2 separate regions of the Homo sapiens genome follow, and region 1 is linked to region 2. Evidence: read pairs that join two places in POLR2A ChIA-PET (ENCODE). Cell type or tissue: GM12878. All regions are shown on one strand.

What was found. ChIA-PET counts read pairs that join two places held together with the same protein. Peaks named below come from ENCODE experiments on the same cell type or tissue, not always from the same donor. Only the 100,000 strongest peaks of a DNase experiment are listed, where the experiment ranks them.
Region 1: POLR2A ChIA-PET joins it to region 2 with 11 read pairs; 2 of 35 experiments call an interaction of 5 or more read pairs at or near these places.

Annotation. Positions count from the first base shown.
Region 1 is chr4:46,951,483-46,953,982 of GRCh38, reverse strand. The region is part of intron 8 of GABRA4 (gamma-aminobutyric acid type A receptor subunit alpha4); the gene reads left to right. Among named protein-coding and RNA genes, the nearest start is that of GABRA4, 41 kb to the left of the region's middle. In GM12878, no CTCF peak of the experiment used is centred here; no DNase peak of the experiment used is centred here.
Region 2 is chr4:47,009,787-47,012,286 of GRCh38, reverse strand. It overlaps a transcript of GABRB1 not described here. Among named protein-coding and RNA genes, the nearest start is that of GABRA4, 17 kb to the right of the region's middle. In GM12878, no CTCF peak of the experiment used is centred here; a DNase peak (open chromatin) is centred at 1,196; H3K27ac peaks cover 337 bases.

The DNA.
Region 1 (2,500 bases), 58 kb after region 2:
GAATTACATAGCTGTTAAGTAACAGAGACCAGATTTAAACTTGGGGGTCTAGATCCAAAGTGTAGGTTCACAACCACTACAGACTGTTGTCCCTCAGTTATAACCCATCACAACCACTGCTGAACTCTGCTGTGTCCCTGGCCCCATACTTACTCCCCAACTATCCACAATTTTTCTGAAGATTGTCTTAATGTTTACATTGTTAGAAGTGTAAGCCATACTTTGAAACTCTATCCCATTTATATACAAGCCATACCCTTAGTCAGTGGTTTGGTTTACGTAGAAAGCGGTCAGAGAAAATTAATCACATTTTTTAGATCATCTACTTTTCATAAAATACATGTGGATTTTGTCAACTCTAAAAATCACCAATTAATTTTGCACAGTTATTTTAACAAATTGTAGACTAACTAATCCACAGTTTTCCCAAAATGTTGTGACATTTTAAACATTTAGAAAACTTTAGAATATATTACCATTATTTTGATTTGAAATAATCTATTTTATGTGCATCAACATATTCAATTAACAATACTTATTTACAACATCTGTTGTTTTAAAAGTGGGAAAAATTTCCAAGAAGTTTAGGAGGTAGTTTTTGCCCTGAAATACTACATCAGGAGACAGAGTATAGTGATATAAATAATCCAGAGGAACAGACACTGTATTTGGACCAAGGGACACTACAAAGAAGCATGCTGAGCTTTAGGGGGTGAGGGATGCTGGCAGAACTCAGATTGGTGGTGAGGTGTATTTTATTGATCGTCAGCAGATAAAGGAGAGTAGAAAGGATAAGCCAGCTCATTATTATGAATATCATGAGTTGGTTTGTAATGTTTATGGTCTAGCTTAAGAATCATTCTAGAATTGCTATCTAATTTATAAACAATTACCATATTATTGGAATTGTTATTACTTCTCCATTTACTCCGTCACTTCCCCAGCACATCTGGCACATATTTCCTAACACATAGCCAGGTGCTCAAGAAATGCCTGCTGATTGATTTCATTCCTCATATAACTGAGATATAGACATGGTTGCTGGTGATAGCAATATATGAAAAAACTACACATTTCCATTGGTGAAATTTTGTTATTAAAAGGTTTTTTTCTGGTACTTCAATATTTTATTTATTTTATAATCTTTTTTTTCCATTTATATCGCAATGTGAGTGGGCCAGCACTTCTTTTTAGAATGGAAAAAATCAGCTTCAAAAATAAACAACTGCTTTAAACAACTTTCCTCAACATTTAGTTATATTTTCCACCAAGTTCTCATCCCTAAGCTACTGAGTAAGATTATTCATTCCTTCTGGTGTATTTGACTAAGCTGCCAATTTTCCCTTTTGCTATTTTGAGGAGCTAATTTTCCCACAACATAATATACATCGCTAAATCTCCAGCTTTTTGCTCAGCCTCAGATGATTTAGAAGTTTCAAGAAACATCAGTTTGGGTATGACTTATTTTATTTCACTTAAATGAATTAGAGGATATTATGTATGAAAAATGTCTTTGGAAAAAGAAAATTTTTATGTATTTTGATCAATTTTGCAACAGTTTTAGAAAGAGGACACTTTTCACTCAGATTGTATGGCATGGCATGCTTTTCTTAATATTTTCTAGTATTTCAGATGTTACAGGATTTTTTTAGCTTCCTAGATTCTTTACTTGACTAATACATCATGTACTTTCCCAAACTGTCTTTTGCTGCCACGATGAATAATCCTGAATTTTTAACTTCTTAGTTGTTCTGTAAGACTATATTCCTTCTCCCTCAGTCTATAGCTCTTGAATTTGAGTTCAATTTTTATAACTCTGATATCTTCATATCGATGACCAGTATGGAGATTTCTTTATACTCTCTAGTCTCACCAATCCCAAACAATGTAGGCCACTAAATTTTTCTTCTCTCTCAGACTCTCTGTCTCTCTTTTGAGGGTGGGTTGGCTAAAACAAGCTTTTAAAAAATAAATACTTTTAATTGCTTTTTGTTGTCTAATTGCAAACAGTTTTAGGCTTCCTAGTGAGAGAGAAGGCCATTCTTAGGGGATTCACAGAAGCAGTAGTCATGTGGGCACTCTATTTTTGCCTCCCTGAAAAGTTTTTCTAAGTACAGTCAGTTTAATGTGGATATCAAGATACCGCTTGAAAATTATATATATATGTACACACACACACACACACACGTACACACATATATATACACACATATATATACACATACATATACACACACACACATATATATATATAACAAATTTCCTAGTATTTTATTATACATATTAATATTAGGAAAACGGAAGAGCTATAGAGGAAGAAGAAGCCCCACCGTTTAGCACATCTGCACTTTCTCTTTGTCTAGGTCCCTGGCACTTGGAGATTGGGATTGACATCTCCAAAGAGAATTTGGCAAAGAGTGGCAAGGACTCTGTATTCAAAAAGCAGAAAGTCAACTCTTTAATTACAAAGTGGGAATATTACTATCTCCAGCGTAACAAG
Region 2 (2,500 bases):
AAATAATCTGTACAACAAACCCCCATGATGCATGTTTACCTGTGTAACAAACCTGCACATGTACTTCTGAATTTAAAAACATCAATTTGCATGATGATATTATATATAAAATATTTAAAACAAAAAATAATGTTACATGGTATTTATTTTGTATACACATGTAAAAATATATAAGTGTGCATGAAATGAACTACCAAATTCAATATGGTGTTTACTTTCAAATGAAGGACAGTGTGGTGGATACTCAGGAAGCTTTAATTGTATCTGTAATGTTTTATTAATTTATTTTTAAATTCTGAATCAATTTTGACAAATGTTAGAATTTAATAGCACTCAGTGTGGAGTACCTAGATGTTTATTATATCATATTCTACTGTGGGATTTTTTTTCCTGTATTTGGAAATATTTTTTAAAATGGGCTTTTAATGATTGGGAAGAATTTTTATAGAAGCCTATACAGCATATATAGTTGGTGGGAAGATTTATACTCATTCATCAAACATAAAATTAGATTTAGGTACAAATCTTAAAGCTTGAAAAGGGGAAGTTTTTCCCCTTTATTAAGAAGTGCATTTTACTCAGAGAATATGAATAAATGAGCTACCCTAAGATTGAAACTATATGAAAAATACAAAGTGAAGCAAGGCTTAATCAAACTCATGTACCCCACCACCATGACTGGAACATACCAGAACAGATGTGCATGCCCACAAATGATCTCTTTGGGAGCAGCTTGGCCTCAGAGTCTGAGTCTGATATGTTTCTGTTTCCCAAATGGTCAAACAAAACCATTTGACCCTACTTGGGACCTTACCCTTATTCATTCTTGCACCTAGTTTTTGGCCCCAAGCAAGCAGTACCCAAGGTAGAAGTCCTCAGTTCAGCTCACATCCTTCTTGCTGTCCATTTTTCTCTGTAGTTGCCGCCCAGACAGTTCACAGCTGGGTTTAATACCTACTGCAGCTCCCTCAGTCCTGAGTGGGATCACAGGTCTGGGTCCAGCTCATACCTGTGGCCTTATTTTTGCAGCAACAATGATAAGGTGAGGTCTTGGGCAAAACAGGAAAGTCTTTGAAGTTTGTCCCTGGGCCCTCCCACCTTTTTCTGCTAATGTTTCCCACACAGCTGCATTTCCTCTCAATTTTTAGGTACTTTGACCTTTGAATTTCATCTACCATTGAAACTGCAACTAGTCTAATGCTTTCACTTTCACTTTGACTAAAACTTATTCACACCAACGTGTTAACTCTCTAATGTTTTAACACTTTTAAGATTTTTACCTCTAGCTGAAGAAGGACTCTCTGTCAGTGGCAATGAGTTTAAAAAAAAAAAGTGTCAGGTTCAAAAATCCACTGTGTGAGTTATTAATAGAACTAACACTTTGTTAGTGCTAACTATGTTCCAGGAGCTCTTCAAATAGTTTTAACATGTATTAACACATTTCATCTTTGATAAAAATCCTATGAAATAGGCACTATCATTGTCCTCATTTTGCAAATGACACTGAAACCCAGAGTGGAGAAGCAATGTTCCAAAAGTGAAACAGCTAAGAAGTTCAGGAGTCAGGATGACACTAGGTCAGAGCCAACAACATTCCAGCTTTGGGGAGGAAGATTCAGGAACTTTGCTACATAATAAGAATATATGGTGATGGCATGATAATTTCACAATAATAAAAGTTACTGGGAAATGTGGCAACATTTGAGTTGATCATATTTATTTGCATTGACAAAATAAAGTAAGCTCTGCATTGCTTACAATATTTCCTTCATTAGTGTGCAACACAATCATTGTTATGCAATCATTCACAGACTATTAGAGTAGGAGGCAGGAGACCTAACTACCATTAACTGACTAGATGTGATCTTTATTTTGTTACTTAACCCCTCAGGTTCTCATCTCTTAAGCAAGGATGAGGCAGAGATCTGAACTAAATAATGTAAAAAGTTATTACTGCTCTAATAGTCAGCAAATGGGTCTGGTTAGCTTTACTGGCTATATTTTATTATAGTTTGTTGCTCAGATAACATGATCATCTGATTACATCTTAAACATTTTTTTAAAAAGAAATACTTTGGTGATTGCAATTCCTCCTGCATTGTTTCATTACTTATTAAAGGAAGGACAAGACAGTGTGTGCCACTCATTGAGAAAGCTTCCTTGAGTATGCACCAAAGCAAAGGCTGGCTGAGAATCTGCAGCAAAACAGCCAAATTTATCCAGAGGTGAGCAGAAGCCTGGTTAAAATGTCAGCTGTGGTAGGTAAAGTTTATCTGCACAGAGTTGCACAGCTCATCCGAATGTCTTGTTTTGTGAACTGTTTAGTAGAGCCTTTAAAAAGGAAGCTTTCAAAGTATACACATCCATTAAAAAATACTGAATTTGGATGAAACTTTCAGTTGCTTATCAAATGGTGACCACCATCACATTCTTGGTTTTATTTATTTCCGTTCCAGGCTGAAGACCACCTGTTGAGTACTACCTCAATCACTCAGTGGTC